Linked DNA regions of Homo sapiens: region 1 is linked to region 2. A link is a loop called in an ENCODE intact Hi-C map of the cell type or tissue named here. Cell type or tissue: GM12878. All regions are shown on one strand. Each heading gives the region's core, and the rest is flanking DNA. Links, peaks and the distances in the headings are about the cores only. Region 1 overlaps WIPI2 (WD repeat domain, phosphoinositide interacting 2). Region 2 overlaps TNRC18 (trinucleotide repeat containing 18).

Evidence for each region. Peaks named below come from ENCODE experiments on the same cell type or tissue, not always from the same donor. Only the 100,000 strongest peaks of a DNase experiment are listed, where the experiment ranks them.
Region 1: it touches region 2 in a loop (10-fold over the local background); 1 of 110 quality-filtered maps calls a loop at or near these places.

The regions. Positions count from the first base shown.
Region 1 is chr7:5,214,588-5,222,587 of GRCh38, reverse strand. It overlaps WIPI2 (WD repeat domain, phosphoinositide interacting 2), which reads right to left. Exons shown (of 13, transcript NM_015610.4): 4 at 7,884-8,000; 5 at 5,929-6,025; 6 at 5,401-5,498; 7 at 4,574-4,666. Among named protein-coding and RNA genes, the nearest start is that of WIPI2, 28 kb to the right of the region's middle. RefSeq lists enhancers at 3,430-4,139, 4,150-4,229, 3,088-4,287. In GM12878, for the core only: no CTCF peak of the experiment used is centred there; DNase peaks (open chromatin) are centred at 2,986, 3,707 and 4,431; H3K4me3 peaks cover 1,108 bases; H3K27ac peaks cover 2,993 bases.
Region 2 is chr7:5,325,186-5,337,991 of GRCh38, reverse strand. TNRC18 (trinucleotide repeat containing 18) reads left to right here. Exons shown (of 30, transcript NM_001080495.3): 19 at 4,943-5,370; 20 at 12,744-12,806. Among named protein-coding and RNA genes, the nearest start is that of SLC29A4, 49 kb to the right of the region's middle. In GM12878, for the core only: no CTCF peak of the experiment used is centred there; a DNase peak (open chromatin) is centred at 6,441; H3K4me3 peaks cover 318 bases; H3K27ac peaks cover 290 bases.

The sequences.
Region 1 (8,000 bases), core at 1-8,000, 110 kb after region 2:
GAGAAAAGAAGAATTTGAGCTGAGTTAAAACAGGAATTTCCCATCTTTCACAGCAGACTGCAAATGCGCCACACGGCTATCTCCAGGACAGCTCTGCCCTGGGCCACCAAGGAGTCTGGGGTCCCCCAGGGCCCCCCTTGAACATCATCTCCACACTTTTTGCCACGAGCATAGAAAAACACTCCCCTGTTCTATTGTTGACTTAATGTTCAATCTTCTCTTTAAACCTATTTTAAATGACTACTTACTCTCAACACTAACAGTCTTCAGGGCAAAAGTGGCATATCATTCTATTGTTCTGAGTCATCTGAAGTTTAAACTATTAAAAATAAAAGCCTGGGCCGGGCGTGGTGGCTCACGCCTGTAATCCCAGAACTTTGGGAGGCCGAGGCGGGCAGATCATCAGAGGTCAGGAGTTTGAGACCAGCCTGACCAACATGGAGAAACTGTGTCTCTACTAAAAATACAAAATTAGCTGGGTGTGGTGGCGCATGCCTGTAATCCCAACTACTCGGGAGGCTGAGGCAGAAGAATCGCTTGAACCCAGGAGGTGGAGGTTGCAGTGAGCCGAGACTGCACCACTGCACTCCAGCTCTGGAGCAAGACTCCATCTCGGGGGGGGAAAAAAAAAAAAAATAAAAGCCTGGATTTGTGTGTGGTACACGGGCAAGACCTTGTGGTCTGACGAGGCTTCGGACCCCACCAAGGTCTTTCCTGCCACTTTAAATTCAGTTACGGATCCAGAGAGCCGATTAGCTGGAAATCTCAACTACCTTATAAGGAGTCAATCCCAACTCACCAAATGGTAAGATGCACATGAAGAAAATCTTACTAAGACAAAGAACTAGGAATACAAGGGAGCTCGGCATGTGCCTGCTTTAATGGGAAGTGTCTTGAAGATGCCAACTTCCCCCAAGTTAATATCAGATCTGTGGATGATGAGACAGACATGAACATCTGGGGGAATAAACAGAGAAGCGCCAAGAAAATAACGAGCAGGACTTTGAATGCTTTAATATTAAAAGAATACTATCAAGTGATATAACGGTATTAAATTAGCACAAAAAGAAATAGACTGATGGAAAGAAAGGCCTTAAAATGGGTAGCATTCCAAATTTGCAGGGCAGGAAGAATTATTCAACATTCACCCTCCTACTATACAAATTTTAGGAGGTTCAAACTGTTAAATATAAAAACTGTTAAGAATATCTAGGCTGATGGAAGGTCAAGGTGGGCAGATCTCCTGAGGTGAGGAGTTCGAGACCACCCTGGGCAACATGGTGAAACCCCCATCTCTACTAAAATACAAAAGAATTAGCTGGGTGTGGGCCAGGTGCGGTGACTCACGCCTGTAATCCCAAGCTTTGGGAGCCCGAGGTGAGTGGTCACCTGAGGTGAGGAGTTCCAGACCAGCCTGGCCAACATGGTGAAACCCCGTCTCTACTAAAAATACAAAATTAGCTGGGCATGGTGGCGCATGCCTGTAATCCCAGCTACTCAGGAGGCTGAGGCAGGAGAATCGCTTGAACCCAGGAGGCGGAGGTTGCAGTGAGCCGAGATCATACCACTGCACTTGAGCCTGGGTGACACAGCAAGACTCCGTCTCAAAAAAAAAAAAAAAAAAAAATTAGGTGGGTGTGGTGGCACGCACCTGTAGTCCCAGCTAGTTGGGAGGCTGAGGCACGAGAATCGCTTGAGCCCCAGAGGTGGAGGCTGCAGTGAGCTGAGATCGCGCCATTGCACTCCAGCTTGGGCTACAGAGAGACTCTGTCTCAAAAAAAAGAAAGAAAGAAAGAAAGAAAAGACTATCTAAGCTGAATGCAGTAACTCATGCCTGTAATCCCAGCACTTGGGGAGGCCAAGACAGGAGAAACACTAGAGTCCAGGAGTTCAAGACCAGCCTGGGCAACATAACAAGACCCCACCTCTACAAAAAACAAAAAAATCAGCTAAGCCTGATGATTCGTTCCTGTTGTCCCAGGAGTGGAAGCTGCAGTGAGCCATGATCATGCCACTGCACTATCTCTGTGTTTGTAAATAGTAAAAAGTGGCTGGGCGTGGTGGCTCACTCCTGTAATCCCAGCACTTTGGGAGGCCAAGGCGGGTGGATCACGAGGTCAGGAGTTCACGACCAGCCTGGCCAACGTGGTTAAACCCCATCTACTCAAAATACAAAAATTAGCTGGGTGTGGTGGCGCGCGCTTGTAATCTCAGCTACTCAGGAGGCTGCGGCAGGAGAACTGCTTGAACCTGGGAGGCAGAGGTTGTGGTGAGCTGAGATCATACCACACTGCACTCCAGCCTGGGGGACAGAACAAGACTCCGTTTCAAAAAAAAAAAAAAAGCAAAAAGCAGCAGATGACCTAAGTGTAGAACACCAAGGAACTGTTTACATAAATTATGGTAAACTCATACAATGGGATAGTATACAGCTATTAGAAATCAGAATATAGGCCAGGCACAGTGGCTCACTCCTGTAATTCTAGCACTTTGGGAGGCTGAGGTTTGTAGATCGCTTGAGCTCAGGAGTTTGAAACCAGCCTGGCCAACAGGGTGAAACCCCATCTCTACAAAAAGTACAACAATTAGCCGGGCGTGGTGGCAGGTGCCTGTAGTCCCAGCTACTTGGGAGGCTGAAGTAGGAAGATCACTTAAGCCTGGGAGATGGAGGTTGCATAGAGCAGAGATTGTGCCACTGCACTCCAGCCTGGGTGACAGAGCAAGCATGACCCTGTCTCAAAAAAAAAAAAAACTGGTACTTGAGAACACTTGGTTCTCTCTGGATGGAGGGACACAAACTGAGCTTGTAACATTGAGAATTAGAGAATGAACTATTTTCTGCATCCATATACAAAAATAACCACGGCAAAGGTTTTGTCCTCTGCAGCCTAAACTTTCAGATGAGACATAATTTTGTGGCGCACGTCTACCGTGCAATACTAATTAATTAAGAGTTGTTTTGTTGCCACATGACCGCAAGATTCTTGAAAGCAGGATTAAGTCACAGGCCTCAGGGGGCCTCAGCACCTGGGACAGAGCGGGGCTGGGAAGGCCTTGCTGCTCTCACTCCACAGATGAGAGCATTCCATGTACAAGCAATCAAGGTTCCTCTTTATAGTCCAGAAAAAAAAAAATCTATTTTTATGGGCCTTAAAATTCCATCAAGTACTTTTGGGCCTTTATAAGAGCTACTAAAGAAACATTAACAGTGAGACTTTGATTAGTCAAAGGGTAACAGAATTTCAGGGCCATTTCAAAGGGAAAAGAAAAGGACAAGGTGCTATTGGGATAGTCTAGCATAATTAGAATCAAAGTCAGACTTGGAGTCTGACCCCTCTGTTGCTGCCCAGTTGGGCGGCCCCGGGCACACCGCTTAACCTTTCTGAGCCCTTGCTATGAAACAGAGAACTGTTTACCTTGCTGAGGGGAAACAAATGAGGTAATGAAGATAAAAGATCCAGGATAATTCACGACCCAGAAGTGACCCATAAGCGGTGACATCATTATTACAGAACTCGGGTGTGAGACTGAAGAACAAAGGCCCAGGCAGGAAAGCTAAGGAAGTGAGCCGACGTTTTATTGTATCTTCTCTGGTCAATAGTTTGAGGGGAGAGATGGCTTGAAAGGGGAGGCTATTTTAGGATTTCAATGAGAAGCAAAATCATATCCAAATCAAAGTAAAGGTCATCGGTGGCCAATGAAGAGCGGAGAAAACGGAGGCGGGAGAACAGACGCGACCTCAAGACAGAAGAATGGAAGACGCAACTTTCAAGAAAAGAGGAACTGAAACGAAAAGAGAGGCACAGTCCAAATGAGGAAGAGAACAAGGAGCCTTCAGTCTCCTGGGGGCCAGGGAGCCTCGCCACGCGGTCACAGGTACACGGGGACATTTAGAGGCCATCTCCTTTAAAGCCAGACATTCTTCTTACTGGAATCTCTTGAATTCATAGTTAGAAATACATATAAAACATTGATACATGACTTAAATACACTACTACCTACGGCAGCAACATATTAGAAACAAAGTCCCAAAAGGGTGATGTTGACATGAATCACAACTAAATACTGCGCGGCCATTACAAGTGTTTTTGAACTTAGACAAATGTCATGCAGAGTGAAAAAGGATAAATTATACCCATAGTAGGATCCCAATTTTGTTGACTAAAGAGAAAATGAAATACACTGAAATGTGTTCAGACTGGCTGGATAGAATTCTGTCTTTGCTTTTTCACATTTCATCACTGTCTGGGTTCTTTACTGTTATGTGGTAGTTTCATCATTTAGAAACACACTGGGTGAGCGGTGTGGTTACACACGGCACTTCTGTCTCCTCTGGACATTTCTGTATTTTCTACTACAAATGTGGACCAGCTCTCCCGTCCCAGTGGCACACTGCAAGCTCCGCTCACTCTCGGGCAGTACACGCCTGTGGCCTGACAAGTGGGTGGCTGTCTTTGCTTCTCCCGGAGCTGGTAAGTATAGGACCTTGCCTCTAAGGTGGCTGTGTGAACAGAACTGAAAAAGTCTGTGGACGCCTTGGCACCAGTGCTCCCCCGGGGAAAAGCAGACTCACCTTCTCCGAAGCCGTGGCAAGTTTAGTTCCACTTGCGTCAAAGGCCAGTGCCGCTAAAGGACTGTCGTGAGCCGGAATCATGTTTGCAGCTCTCTGAAAAAGGGACACCAATAAAGAGTGGCCACCGCACAGTGACCGCCCACGCCCCAGGGCTGACACTTGGTCCGCAAGTGCCAATTAGCTGTTCCTAAAACACCATTACGGTCCAAACAAATGCCAAACCCACTTGATTTACTGGGGCTGGGCATCCAAGGAAATGCTGCTCCAACTTTAGAAAAAGCAAAGCAATTTATCCCTAAGGTTTTCTATGTTCCTTCAAACATTCCCGTGGCGAGGAGCTCAGCACTGCTCTGAACGCCGCAGCAGATCCAGAAGCAGAATGAGCCAGACCTACTCTGCTACTGAGAAGAGAGCAGTGGGGCTGGGCGCGGGGCACCCGCCTGTAGTCCCAGCACTTTAGGGGGCCGAGGCGGGAGGATGGCTTAAGGCCAGGAGTTTGAGGCCAGCCTGGGCAACCCAGCAAGACTCCATCTCTACAAAAATAAAAAATTAGCTGGGTGTGGTGTTGCATGACTGTAACTCCTCGGGAGGCTGAGGCAGGAGGATCAATTGAGCCCAGGAGGTTGAGGCTGCAGTGAGCTAGGACTGCACCACTGCACTCCAGCATGGGCGACAGAGCCAGACCCTGTCTCAAAAACAAACAAACAAACAAAAAAGTGCAGCGGTTGTATTGCTGAGCCAAGTCAGGATGCCAGGGACACCACAGTGCTCCTCTTCAGGAAAAAGCCACACTTTAGAGAGCTATTCGAGCAGGAAAGGCATCTCACCAAATTAATGGTATCGAAGACCTGCACCTCTCCGATGGTCGCGCTCCCTGGGTACGCCAAGTAGCAGTTGTCGTTGTTGATTGACAGCGCACACAGGCCTGCAAATGACACACGGAGGACGAGATGCAAACTTCCACCTGAGAGTTCCTTCTTGGATGTCAGACATAATTCAGCATTCATTTAACAGAGCATTAGGAACAAATAATAGCTTGGATACAATCTTGTTTGCTGTGTTAGGAAAGTTCTGCAACCCCAAATCCCCACCTTAGGTGATACCAGTATTGTCAAGAGATTAAAGGCCTTTGGTTTGAACTGATCAGTAACCTCAAACTTGAAAGTTGATCAAACCAATGAGCTTATGTGGTCACATGACCAGCATCAGTAGGAAGGCAGCTTGGTTTGGGATCAATACTTTTAAAATCTGTCTCATCTGCGGAACCTATAAAAAGAAAAAATCTCTCTCACCTATAGCTATCTTTCAAGGGCAAAATCAGAAAAATGGGATTCTCTCCTCACAAGTTAGCTCACCTGCAGGGTTTGGAGGCGTCTCCCTGATCGTATGCAGCACCTTCATGTCCCGAATGTTGTGGATGTACAGGGACTCCTCCAGGCATACTATCAGCCTCTAGGCGAGAGACAAAACGAAACCAAACGTGAAGCAACGGCCAGTGCAATACCTGCCCCAATCTCCAGTTGACTGACTCCTGGACTATGACGCTCTCATTCCTTCTATTGTTATTGTATTTTATTTTTTTGGAGTCAGTGTCTCGCTGTGTCACCCGGGCTGGAGTGCAGTGGTGTGATCTCGGCTCACTGCAACCTCTGCCTTCCGGGTTCAAGTGATTTTCCTGCCTCAGCCTCCCAAGTAGCTGGAATTACAGGTGACTGCCACCAGGCCTGGCTAATTTTTGTATTTTTAGTAGAGATGGGGTTTCACCATGTTGGCCAGGCTGGTCTTGGACTCCTGACCTCAGGTGATCCACCCCTGCGTTGGCTTCACAATCTTAGTTCCTTCTAGAACACCATGCAGACCAATGTTAGAAGCGCCAAGGATACAGCTGCTTTCCATCAACAATCAAGAAGGAGCCAGGCCGGATGCACCTCTCCCTCATACTCACCCCATCTCTACTGGGAATTCTAACCAGGCCATTTAGTTTAGTGTTAGGCAAATGCTAACCTACAGCTAAGACAAGTGTGCTGTGAATAGATTTGGAAAGATTTGCTTTTTAAAACTGATGCTGAGTGCAGCACAGGTAAAATGAAAATAAGGGGGTTTTAAAAGGTCTAACATTTTATTGTGCACTCAGATTACTTTGCAAGTTCCTGCTCCATTTGGAAGAAAATGAATGTAGACATGCAGACGATGCATCGCTGAGACAACTTATGCAAGAAAGATGACCAGCTCTACATTAGTTGGACGTGAACACAATTTTTAAATGCTCAAGATATGATGTCTTATAATTTCCCATTCTAACCAACTATGTCAGTTAACAGACCACTTCCTAGTTTCAACTGCGTAAGGCAAGAACGTCTCTACTGTGACTTCACCTAGTCACTGTATCTCAGGGTGCAGCTACTGGCTGTCATCATGTCCACTCTACAGCCAGCAGCCTAATCAGCTTTCCCTGCAGGGAGTGCGGGCAGAATCAGATTGCCAGGGGTCTCCCGGGTGGTGCTGTTACCCTGGGCGTGAGCACAAGCTGGGAGACACACACACGTGCGTGAAACACGCACACATGCCACCCACCACGTCCTTCCTCTGTGCCAGACAGTCTTATTAGTTTAGGGGGAGATAAAGTAATAAATCCTTCATCTTGAATTCAAAGTTAAACTAACAATTTACAAAAGGAAAAAAAAGTCTGTAAGTTTTTTTTTTGAGACGAAGTCTCACTCTTGTTGCCCAAGCTGGAGTGCAATGACATGACCTTGGCTCACTGCAACTTCCGACTCCCGGGTTCAAGCGATTTTCCTGCCTCAGCCTCCCGAGTAGCCGGGATTACAGGTGCCTGCCACCATGCCCGGCTAATTTTTGTATTTTTAGTAGAGACGGGGTTTCATCATGTTGGCCAGGCTGATCTCAAATTCCTGACCTCAGGCAATCTGCCCGCCTCGGCCTCCCAAAGTGTGGGGATTACAGGCGTGAGCCACTGTGCTCGGCCAAATATATTTTTTTTAAGTAACATTTATAAAAGCAAAACCAGGTAATAGGTGAAAGAGACTGCCATCCACCCTCTGGGTGGGGCCGGGGACGCCTGTATGGGAGCAGTGTGGCAGAGGCCCGGGCATTTGTCGTGAATGGAATGGGCTGAGCAAAGCTGGTGGGTGAGGAAACAGAGCTGGTCTCTGTAGGCAAGGATCTGTGCCCGGCAACGTGGGGCCAGGCAGCAAGGGAATGACGGAGGGGCATGCCGGTGGGGTGGGCTTGTCCCAGAGTGCTGGAGGGAGCAACAGACAAGCCCACACCCAGCTGGGGCAGCGCTCACCTGCCTGTTGAGCTTCACAGCCAGAATCGTGTTGGAGTAGCTGTAGTTGCAGATCTCAGTTCCCTTCTTAAAGTGGCAAACCTTTAGCTTCCTTGGTGCTTTAAGGCTGACGATGGC
Region 2 (12,806 bases), core at 2,122-10,121:
TTGTTTTTTGAGATGGAGTCTCACTCTGTCGCCCAGGCTGGAGTGCAGTGGCGTGATCTTGGCTCACTGCAATCTCCGTCTCCAGGGTTCAAGCGATTCTCCTGCCTCAGTCTCCCAAGTAGCTAGGATTACAGGCACCTCCCACCTCGCCTGGCTAATTTTTGTATTTTTAGTAGAGATGGGGTTTCACCATCTTGGCCAGGCTGGTCTTGAACTCCTGAGCTCATGATCCACCCGCCTCAGCCTCCTAAAGTGCTGGGATTACAGGCATGAGCCCCCGGACCCGACCACAAACTTAGTTTTAATCATTTAAATGGCTTATAAGGAAATTGAGAGGAAAAGTGAACAAAGTCTTTTGTATTTATTCAGATATTTATTATTTCTGTTGCTTTTCATTCTTGTCTGAGGATTCCAGTTTTCCTGCAGTTTCAGCCCAAAGAACTTCATTTAGCAGTTTTGCCTTGTAGAGCTGCTGGTGAGGAATTTTCTTGGTGTTCCTTTTTTTTTTTTGAAACAGTCTCACTCTGTCACCCAGGCTGGAGTGCAATGGCGCGATCTTGACTTACTGCAACCTCCGCCTTCTGGGTTCAAGTGATTCTGCTGCCTCAGCCTCCCGAGTAGTTGGGATTACAGGTGTGAGCCATCATGCCCGGCCTCTTAGTGTTCTCTTACCTGAAAATGTTTCTATTTCACCTTCATTCTTCAGTGTTGTTTTTACTGGATATAGAATTTTGGGTTGACAGTTTTTTTTTTTTCTTTGAGTCCTTAGAAGATATCCTGCTCTCTTCTGGCCTCTGGTTTCTGATGAGAAGTTCGCCATTAATCAGACGATTGTTTTGGAAGTGATAGGTTACATTTTTCTTGTTGTTCCTGGGGGTTCGTGTTTATCTTTGTCAGCCGTTTGACTGTGGCATGCCTCGTGGCGGATTTGTTGATGTTTATTTTGCTTGGTGTTTATCTGACACCCAACATCTGCAAGTTTCTGTTTGTCATCAAATTTGGGAAGATTTCAGCTATTGAGGAAAAGCAAATATTCAAGCATTTTTTCTTGTTCTTTCTTTTCCTGTTTAACATACATTTTACCATTTGTTATCTGACAGGTCTCTGAGGCTGGTTCCCCCACACCCAAACTCATAAACTCACTCGCTTACTTTTCTCTTAATCATATCCATTCAGCTCTTAGATCCCCTCCATGGATTTTTTATTTCTGAAATTGTACTTCTCAGTTTTATAATTTCTTTGTGTTGTTTGAGACAGGGTCTTGCTCTGTCACCCAGGCTGGAATGCAGTAGCACAATCATGGCTCACTGAAGCCTCAACCTCCTGGGCTCAGGTGATCCTCCCACCTCTGCCTCCTGAGTAGCTGGGACCACAGGTGCATGCCACCATGACTGGCTAATTATTGTATTTTTTGTAGAGACAGAGTCTTGCTATGTTGCCCAGGCTGGTCTTGAACTCTTGACCTCAGGGATCCTCCTGCCTCAGCCTCCCAAATTCCGGGATTATAGGTGTGAGCCACTGTGCCTAGCCAGTTCTATACTTACAATTGGTTCATTTGGTTCTTTTCTGTTGTTTCTTTTTGTCCTTCCTATTTCTCTGGTGAAATTTTCATGCATTGAAAACAAGTTTTATTTCACCTCTTTGAGGATTTCAGAATCGTTGGCTGTTCTTTCCAACATGTGGTTCATCTCAGGGTCACGTTTAGTTGGTTTTCTTTTTTCTCTCTGGAATGTGATGCATTTTCTTGGTTCTTCATTTGTCTAGTAATTTTTTTTTTTTTTTTTTAAAACAGAGTCTCGCTCTGTTGCCCAGGCTGGAGTGCAGTGGTGTGATCTCTGCTCATGGCAACCTCCGCCTCCTGGGCTCAAGTAATTCTTGTGCCTCAGCATCCCAAGTAGCTGGAATTACAGATGCATGCCACCACGCCCAGATAATTTTTGTATTTTTTGTAGAGATGGGGTTTTGCCATGTTGGCCAGGCTGGTCTCAAACTCCTCACCTCAAGTGATCTGCCCGCCTTGGCCTCCCAAAGTGCTGGGATTATAGGTGTGAGCCACTGTGAATGGCCTTGTCTAGTAATTGCGGACTGTATCTTGGACATTGTGGGGCTGAGGTTGTGGAGAGTCAGAATGCCTTTTTTTTTTTTTTTTTTTTTTTCCAGTGAATATGATCTCCTTTGTTTTAGCAGATATTTCCTTGGTGGGACTTGAAGTCCAGTTTCTTAGGTGGTATCTCTGGCCTCTGTTCAGATCACTTTTTGCTGAGCCCTGGGCTGCTTGGAGTCTATTCTGTGTATAGGTAGTTTCAGGGCCATTTAGAGACACTGGGGAGAGAGAGAGCATGGGGACCTCTCTCTGGCTCCCTTTCTAATTTTTTTTTTTTTTTTTCTAGACGGAGTCTCACTCTGTCACCCAGACTGGAGTGCAGTGGCGCGATCTCAGCTCACTGCAACCTCTGCCTCCTGGTTCAGGCAATTTCCTGCCTCAGCCTCTTGAGTAGCTGGGACTACAGTGCCCACCACCATGCCTGGCTAATTTTTGTATTTTTATCAGAGATGGTGTTTCACCATGTTGGCCAGGCTGGTCTTGAACTCCTGACCTTGTGATCTGCCCAAATTGGCCTCCCAAAGTGTTGAGATTACAGGTGTGAGCCACTGTGCCTGGCCAAATTTTTTTTTTTTTTTTTTTTTTTGAGACAGATTCTCACTCTGTGGCCCAGGCTGTAGTGCAGTGGTGCAATGTCTGCTCACTGCAGCCTCCACCTCCGGGTCCAAGTGATTCTCCTGCCTAAGCCTCCCGAGTAGCTGGGACTATAGGCACCCGCCACCATGCCCGGCTAATTTTTGTATTTTTAGCAGAGACAGGTTTCTCACCATGTTAGCCAGGATGGTCTTGAACTCCTGACCTCAGGTGATCCGCCCGCCTTGACCTCCCAAAGGGCTGGGATTACAGTTGTGAGCCACTGTGCCTGGCCACTGGCTCGCTTTCTATTCTCTTCTGTGTTGCCAGTTTCTAGACTTCTCTTTCCTGGTGCTGAGGTCAGCGGGACTCTATTTCTTTTCTATGTGGGCCCCACCTTCCCTGCTGTGTGTGCCAAGAAGACCGTGTCTAGTGCCAGGGTAGAGGGTGCAGGGAGATCTGCCTCCTGTGACTTCACTCTCTGCCTTCCACGTGAGCCTCCTCTCTGTCTACTGTCCCTCCCTGCACCATACACAATGGGCCTGTGAAGGATTACGTACGCCAGGTGTTCCAGTGGATCTCTGGGGGGACTGTTACGGGGTGGTACCTCATTCTGTCATACCCAGAGCAGAGCGCTCATGCCTGTGGCCTGCACCCACATCAGCCTCAAAAGCCCCTTGCTGCCTCCTTGCACAGTGGAAAGTTGGAAAGTCTTGTTAGCAAAAGATTAATGATCACACCTGTAATCCCAGCACTTTGGGAGGCCGAGGCAGGCAGATCACAAGGTCAGGAGTTCGAGACCAGCCTGCCTAACACGGTGAAACCCCGTCTCTACTAAAAAAAAAAAAAAAAATGCCAGGCGTGGTGGCGGGCACCTGTAGTCCCAGCTACTCAGGAGGCTGAGGCAGGAGAATGGCATGAACCCGGGAAGCGGAGCTTGCAGTGAGCCGAGATCACGCCACTGCACTCCAGCCTGGGCGACAAAGCGAGACTCCGTCTCAAGAAAAAAAAAAAAAAGTTAATTAATAGGATTATTACACTTTGCTGGTGACTTTTTCCCACTGGGCAGCCCCCGCCAGCCCCTGTTGCTGTGGCTTCATCTACCGGGGCAGTGCAGAGCAAGCCTCTCACGGCTGCCCCCCGGGGTCAGTAGGCCTGGGATTGGGCCTTGGCTTTTCGGCTCCTGTGCTGGAGGATTTAAGGCAGACCACTGGCTCTCCCTGAGGTTGTTAACGCAAGGGACTGTCATAGAGATTGCATCCCTGAGTGAAGGCACCTTGGAGCCCCTGTCCTGGGGAGCAGTGCCATCTACGCCTCACTCACACTCTTTTCCTGGACACCAGCTCTGACCTGGGGCTTGAGCTGGAGATCCCAGAGAACTCGGATCTGCTTCCCAGGGTCAGGGCAGGCTGGGATAAGCTGGGACCTGGGCATGGACAGAAATGCGAAGGTGTGGCATTGCCTGTGACAACAGAGGTGCGGCCATAGAGGACTTCCCGGGTTGTGGGGTGGGTCTCCTTCTGAAGGACTTAGCGCCGTTCCAAGGAGAGGTCGGGGGAGCTGGTGCTTTGTGCATAGGGGATGGCAGAGAGCAAAGCTTGCAGCTGGGAATGAGTGGGGATGGTGGGTGCTGGGCGAGTGCTGGGTGGCTGTGCTCAGAGGCTGTGCATTCAAGCAGCCCGGGAGCTGGGACCCAGGATCCAGGACAGAGGGAAGCAGGGCCTTGGCTGTGCAATGGGTGGGGCCTGGGGTGGGAGGAGGGCTGCTGGGGTGGCCATGTCGTGTAGAGAGGGCAGTGGGAGTGGACGATTCCTGGGACCACCCAGTTCCGACAGGCAGCACCAAGAACGGGGGAGAGAAGGCGAGCGGGGCTTGGGGATTCTCTGCGGGTTTCCCCGCCTGCCTGCCTTAGAGGGCTGCTGCCCTGCAGGTGTGGGGCCCGTCCTGCCCAGCTGCCCTGGCTTCTGGGATTTCCACAAGTCACATGGGGTTTTGGAGGAGCTCAAGGGGCCCAGGATCTTCCCATGGGGCAAGGGGCTGGGAGCAGCGTCCGGGCAGCCGAGGCGGCGTAGGGACAGGCGTAGGGACAGGCGTGGTCCCGATGAGTCTTTCTCCTCTGGGCCTCAGTTTCCTCTCCTGGAAACGGGCAGAAGCGCTGCCATTGGCGGGGAGGTCCCGCCGGGGAGGAATGGTGTCCATGTGGCTGGGTGGGAGGGAAGGGGTCCCCACGAGGCTGTGACCAGCACGCCCTCCTCCCGCGTTCAGGCACAGAGTTCGAGTACACCGACTCAGAGAGCGAGGTCAAGGTGCGCAAGCGGTCGCCTGCGGGGCTGCTGCGGCCCAAGAAGGGGCTGGGGGAGCCGGGACCCTCCCTGGCCGCACCCACGCCTGGCGCCCGCGGTCCCGACCCCAGCAGCCCAGACAAGGCCAAGCTGGCGGTGGAGAAGGGGCGCAAGGCCCGGAAGCTGCGGGGCCCCAAGGAGCCTGGCTTCGAGGCGGGGCCCGAGGCCAGCGACGACGACCTGTGGACGCGGCGCCGCAGCGAGCGCATCTTCCTGCACGACGCCTCGGCTGCTGCACCTGCGCCCGTCAGCACCGCGCCCGCCACCAAGACCAGCCGCTGCGCCAAGGGCGGCCCCCTGAGCCCGCGCAAGGACGCCGGGCGTGCAAAGGACAGGAAGGACCCCAGGAAGGTAGGGGCCGCGCTGGGAGGGGGTGCCGCAGAAGGGTCCCTGGGGTTCCGTGAGGGAGGGGCCCTCTCCCCTCCCAGCCTAGGGAAGCGGCTTCACTGTTAATAACCATGTACTCGGCTCCAGGCCCGCCCGGAGCCCCTGCTAGGACTTAGCCACAGCAGGAGCTGGGCACCTGTTCCTTTGTTTCTTAAGAGTCAACTCTTGCTCTGTCACCAGGCTGGAGCGCAGTGGCCTGATCATGGCTCACTGCAGCCTTTACCTCCTGGCCTCTAGCAGTCCTCCTGCCTCAGCCTCCCAAATAGCTGGATCTTCAGACACATGTCACTGCACCTGGCTAATTTATTGTTTGTAGAGAGGGGATCTCGCTATGTTGCCCAGGCTGATCTTGAACTCCTGACCTTTAGTGATTCTTCTGCCCCAACCTCCCAAAATGCTGAGATTACAGGCATGAGCCACCATGCTTGACCACCCGTATCTTACAGAGGTCCTTACTCTCTTTTCTCCTGTCTCAGAAGACGACTTTAAAAAGTGAATAAGATACCTGGGACCCCAAAGGAAGACAGTGATAGTGACCATAGTTATCAAAATATTGAAAAGACCCTTCTGTGATATGGTACCTATACATTCCTTTAGGGATGTATTTAATTAATAAACACATCTGCCAATGGGTCTAGTAAATACCGTACTTAAAATTTTATTATTTTATATTTTAGAGACAGAGTCTCACTCTGTCACCCAGGCTGGAGTGCAGTGCTGTGATCATGGCTCACTGCAACCTTGAACTCTTGGGCTCAAGCAGCCCTCCCACCTCAGCCTCCTGAGTAGCTGGGACTACAGGTGCATACCACCGTGCCCAGCTAATTTTTAAATTTTAAGTATAGACAAGGTCTTGCTGCATTGCCCAGGCTGGTCTCAAACTCTGTTCTCCTGCCTCAGCCTCTCAAAGTGTTGAGATTCCAGGCGTGAGCCACTGCACCCGGCTAGTGCTGTACTTCTGAAGCAGTGTAAAGGATGTTTTAAGGTCCCTGGAGTAACTATTGTGTGCTGCAAGTCTCTGTGGTTTCCGTTGCTGCAAGACTCTGTGGTTTCACCGGCGCTGCTGGTACTTTTGTGGTTTGTGGCCTCCACTCTCACCTGAAGGAAAACCCCATTTTTTTTTTAGAGGTTAAAATGTGAAAATGCAGGTGGGATTTTCTTTCCTACCCATTTACAGATTTCCTAAATTCTCTCTATGAACACCCCAGATTAAGAAAACTTGCTTTTAGACAACTTTATAATCGGGCCTGTTACCCTTTTTGCACTGGCCACTAGGAAGCTGAGGGCCAGTTGCTTCCTCCTCCTATTTGGATGCGTTCAGACTTAACAGCTAGGTTTTGACGGTATTCTGTCAAAATACCTCTCCACCCTGAGCCCTTGATATAGGAGGAACCCTCAAATAAGGGTGACATTCTAGAGAAGATCACAAAAAAGATGAGAGTCACATTGATTTCCTGACAAAGGGGTAGTAGTGAGGAAGGGGCCAGTGTAAGCACCATCCATAGGCACCTTGGATTTGTGCTCTTGTCTCCTGGTGGCAGAGGCCATCTCAGGTTTTTGAAGGCCTTGCAGGACAGGTGTCACAATTAGTCACAATAATAATAATGATTCAGCCGGGCACGGTGGCACACACCTGTAATCCCAGCACTTTGGGAGGCCAAGGTGGGTGGATCACTTGAGGTCAGGAGTTTGAGACCAGCCTGGCCAACATGACGAAATCCTGTCTCTACTAAAAAATACAAAAATTAGCCAGGCATGGTGGCGGGTGCCTGTAATCCCAGCTACTCAGGAGGCTGAGGCAGGAGAATCTCTTGAGCCCGGAAGGCGGAGGTTGCAGTGAGCTGAGATTGTGCCACTGCACTCCAGCCTGGGCGACAGAGTGAGACTCTGTCTCCAAAAATAAAATAATAATGCTACCAGGTAGCACATAGTAGGCCCAGACATGTTCTAACCCCTTCACTTCACACACTTACCATGCAGGACTGTGTGAAGTGGGTTTCTCCTATGAACCGCTCTCTATAGGTGGCTCACATATGGACAGGCACCAGACTGGCTGCGGTGGCTCACGCCTGCAATCCCAGCACTTTGAGGTGGGAGGATCCCTTGAGGCCAGGAGTTTTGAGACTGGCCTGGGCAACACAGCAAGACCCTGCCTCTACCAAAAAAAAAAAACAACAAAAAAACAATTAGCTGGGAGTGGTGGTGATCAGTGCCTATAGTCCCACCTACTCTGGAAGCTGGGGCAGGGGGATTGCTTGAGCCCAGGAGGTGAAGGCTGCAGTGAGCTATGATCATACTGCCTCACTCCAGCCTAGGCAACAGAACCCACAACTCTGTCTCAAAATAAAGAAAAAGGCTGTTTGCAGTGGCTCATTCCTGTAATCCTAGCACTTTGGGAGGCCGAGGTGGGCAGATCACCTGAGGTCAGGAGTTCAAGACCAGCCTGGTCAACATGGTGAAACTCCGTTTCTACTAAAAATAAAAAAATTAGCTGGGTGTGTTGGGGGGCACCTACCACACATTAACAGTGTCTGTTCTTGGGATGCTGAGATGTGGGGTGATTTTCCTTGGGTGTCTGAGCCTCCATTTGTCAACAATGAATCTGTTCTGTTCCAGGTTCCTGCTACAGTATCAAAAGGCAGACACTGGGTGAGCCTCTGGTATTATAGCTGGATATAATAGCTGGGTATTCAGCTGTTCAGATGCCAGGAATTGGAAACCCTGGGCCTCCAACAGAAGGAACTCTTGGGAAAGGCCCAAAGAGGCAATGTAGTCCAGTGGTTAAGGAGCCAGAACTGAAGCTAAAGCTACGTCCCCAGTGTTCAAAGCCCAACTCTATTGATCATTCCCTGCTGTAACCTTGGACAGATAGCTATCCTTTTTTTTTTTTTTTTTTTTTTTTTGAGACGGAGTCTCACTGTGTCGCCCAGGCTGAAGTGCAGTGGCACAAACTCGGCTCACTGCAACCTCCGCCTCCCAGGTTCAAGCAGTTCTCCTGCCTCAGCCTCCCAAGTAGCTGAGATTACAGGTGCCCACCACCATGCCCAGCTAATTTTTGTATTTTAGTAGAAACATGGTTTCACCATGTTGGTCAGGCTGATCTTGAACTCCTGACCTCAAATGATCTGCCCACCTCAGCCTCCCAAAGTGCTGGGATTACAGTTGTGGGCCACCGCTCCTGGCTGTATTCTGCTTTTCAGACTTAGTTCAGTCTGTGTTATATCATGTGTACTGCCACATGGGATGGGCTTTTACTTTTATTTTCTATCTTTTTTTTTTTTTTAAAGACAGAATCTGTCCTACTGCCCAGACTGGAGTACAGTGGTGAGATCTTGGCTCGCTGAAACCTCTGCCTCCCAGATTAAAGCGATTCTCTTGCCTCAGCCTCCCGAGTAGCTGGGATCACAGGCGCTCACCACCATGCTCGGCTCACTTTTGTATTTTTAGTAGAGACAAGGTTTCGCCATGTTGGCCAGTCTCGTCTCGAACTCCTGACCTCAGGTGATCGGCCCACCTCAGCCTCCCAATGTGTTGCGATTATAGGCATGAGCCACCACGCCTGGCCTTCTATCAATATTTTTATTGTATTTATTTATAAGAGACAGAGTCTTGCTCTGTTTCCCAGTCTGGAGTGCAGTGGTGATTGTAGCTGACTGCAGCCTCAAATTTCCAAGTTCGAGCAGTTTTCCTGCCTCAGTCTCCTCTGAGTAGGTGGGACCACAGTGGCACACCAACACACCTTGCTAATTTTTCTTTTAATAAGAGACGGTGGTCTCAGCCGGGCGCAATGGCTCATACCTGTAATCCCAGCACTTTGGGAGGCCGAGGCGGGTGGATCACGAGGTCAGGAGTTCGAGACCAGCCTAGCCAATATGGTGAAACCCCGCCTCTACTAAAAAAATACAAAAAAGTAGCCGGGTGTGGTGGCGGTCACCTGTAGTCCTAGCTACTCGGGAGGCCGAGGCAGAAGAATCGCTCGAACCCAGGAGGCGGAGGTTGCAGTGAGCCGAGATTGTGCCACTGCACTCCAGCCTGGGTGGCAGAGCGAGACTCTGTCTCAAAAAAAAAAAAAAGGCGGCGGCGGGGAAGGTGGTCTCACTGTGTTGCCCAGGCTGGTTTCAAACTCTTGGGCTCAAGTGATCCTCCTGCCTCGACCTCCCAAAGTGCTGGGATTACAGGTGTATACCACCACGTCTGACTAATTAAAAAAAAATTATTTTCGTGCAGATGGGGTGGGGTCTCCTTATGTTGCCCAGGATGGTCTTGAACTCCTGGGCTCAAGCAGTCCTCCTGCCTTGGCCTCCCGAAGCGTTGGGATTACAGGCGTGAGCCACCACACCTGGACATCAGTATTTTTTTTGTTTTTTGCGACAGAGTCTCACTCTTGTGGCCCAGGCTGGAGTACAGTGGTGCAACCTCAGCTCACTGCAACCTCTGCCTCCCGGGTTCAAGTGATTCTCTTGTCTCAGCCTCCAGAGTAGCTGGGATTACAGGCTCGTGCCCTCACGCCTAATTTTTGTATTTTTAGTAGAGACGGGGTTTCACCATGTTGGCTGGGCTGGTCTCGAACTCCTGGCCTCAAGTGATCCGCCTGCCTTGGCTTCCCGAAGTGCTGGGATTACAGGCGTGAGCCACCGCGCCTGGCTGTCAGTATTTTTAAATGGTTGAATGCCATCCCACTGCCTGCCTGTCTCCTGCCACTGACCCTGCTGGCGGTTGGTGGTTTGGGTGGTGATGGTGTTTTGCTGTCATAGTTACCAAAGCAGGCAGCGTCTCTGTTTTGCATACAGAACTTCTATCACGTCGGAAGTTATTTTCTTATTTACTTTATGTTTTTTTTACAAAAAAGTAGGGGAAGGCACCCAGCCGTGGGTTTTCAGATCAAAGGGAAAGAAACAGTTACTGGCTTTATCTGATTATAACAGTAATTTGGAAGATAAAGAAAAGAAAAATCCATTCAGGCCTTTTTTTTTCTGCTGTCATTTCCTTTTGTTTCCCTGTGGGTACAGCTGCAGGGACATGTACCAGGAGCTGCAGCTATCTGCTTAATGACGGATCCCAGAGATAAGGGGACAGCGCCACTAACATTCTTTCAGCGCCTAAGATGCCTCTGATTCCAGAAGGATGACTTGCATTAAAGAGTTCAGCAGCAACAAGAAAATAAAACACACAGACACACACACACACACACACACACACACACACACACACACGCACAAACACACACATATATATTTTTCCCCCCCAAAATGGGGATTAAACTGTATATTCTTTTTCCCTAGAACATACCATTTTTTGTTTCTTTTAATGCTCTCTGCTTTGACTTTCATTTTGGATATGGACGCTGTGACTTCTGTTGTTGTCTTGGTAGCATTTGACCATTGTTATCTTTATTTATTACTTTTCTACCTCTCCTGGCCTTGGCCATTTGTTTTGGTGGTTGTTGTTGTTTGTTTGTTTTTTGACACAGAGTCTCACTCTGTCGCCCAGGCTGGAGTGCAGTGGCACGATGTCGGCTCACTGTAACGTCCGTCTCCTGGTTCAAGCGATTCTCCTGCCTCAGCCTCCCGAGTAGCTGGGACTACAGGCGTGTGCCACCATGCCCAGCTACTTTTTTATATTTTTAGTAGAGATGGGGTTTCACCGTGTTAGCCAGGATGGTCTCGATCTCCTGACCTCGTGATCCGCCCGCCTCGGCCTCCCAAAGTGCTGGGATTACAGGCAGGAGCCACTGCACCTGGCCTTTTTTTTTTTTTCCTTAATTTTATTTTATTTTTGAGACGGAGTTTTGCTCTTTTTTGCCCAGGCTGGAGTGTGGTGGCGCGATCTCGGCTCACTGCAACCTCCGCCTACCGGGTGCAAGTGATGATTCTGCCTCAGCCACCCGAGTAGCTGAGATTACAGGCACCCGCCACCATGCCCAGCTAATGGCCATTTGTTTTAGACGTGTCCCTTTTAGAAAGTGTAGATTTTTTAGCTGGGCATGGCGGTACATGTCTGTAGTCCAAGCTACTTGGGAGGCTGAGGCAGGAGGATTGCTTGAGCCCAGGAGGTTGAGGCTATCAGTCAGCTGTCATTGTGCCATGGCACTCCAGCCTGGGCAACACAGCCAGACCCTGTCTCAAAAACAACAACAAAACAGAGAGTGAAAAAACGGAGGCAGCCTACAGGCCCTTCTCATCGCGGGGGTGGTTAAAGTAAGTGCATTAGGGTTTCTCCATACCTTGGCTCAATAGGCTGCTGTTAAAATGAAGCTCCTTTCATATGTATCAGTCATGTTGAGGGGAAACGTTGCAAAGCAGGACTGTTGGTAAATTCCCACTTTTTTTTTTTTAAAATACTGTGTGTGCATGGTTGTGTCTGCGTAGCCTTCATATTTACACGGTTGTGTGTGCTTGTGGAAAGTTCTAGAAGGATACACCATGCTGTTACTAGTAGCTGACTCTGTGGAGTTGGTAGGAGGGTCACTGGAGAGGAACTTGCAACATATATACACTTCAGTGGTGTCTTTTTTGGGCAGACGGGGCAACAAGTAATATATACTAGTAATAAGATAATACACGTTAAAAACAGCCTGTAATCCCAGCACTTTGGAAGGCCAAGGCGGGAGGATTGCTTGAGACCAGGAGTTTGAGACCAGCCTGGGCAACATAGCAAGACCCTGTCTCTAAAAAAATAAAAACTTAGCTGGGTGTGGTGGTGTGCACCTGTAGTCCAGCTACTCAGGAGGCTGAGGTAGGAGGATAACGTGAGCCCAGGAGGTCGAGGCTGCATTTAGTGGTGATGGTGCCACAGTCCTCTGGCCTGGGCAACAGAGCGAGACCTTGTCTCTAAAAAAAAAAAAAAAAAAAAAAAAAAAAATTGCAGGGCGCGTTTGCTCATGCCTGTAATCCCAGCACTTTGGGAGGCCGAGGCGGGCAGATCACAAGGTCAGGAGATCGAGACCATCCTCGCAAACACGGTAAAACCCCGTCTCTACTGAAAATACAAAAACATTAGCCAGGTGTGGTGGCGGGTGCCTGTAGTCCCAGCTACTCGGGAGGCTGAGGCAGGAGAATGGCGTGAACCCGGGAGGCAGAGCTTGCAGTGAGCCAAGATCGCGCCACTGCGCTCCAGCCTCGGTGACAGAGCGAGACTCCGTCTCAAAAAAAAAAAAACAAAAAAAAACCCAAAACCAAAAACGCTTGCAGGAAGAGAGAGAAGGGGTGTTTTGTTCCTCCTGGGAGGGCGCACTTGGGGTGGCACAGAACTTGGGGGTGAGTGAGTGAGGGGGACAGGGGTGCTGCCTGTGCTTTCCCTGCCGTTTGATGGCTCCTCTCTGCTGCTTCCTCCTCCAGAAGAAGAAAGGGAAAGAGGCTGGGCCAGGAGCTGGGCTGCCGCCGCCCCGAGCTCCTGCCTTG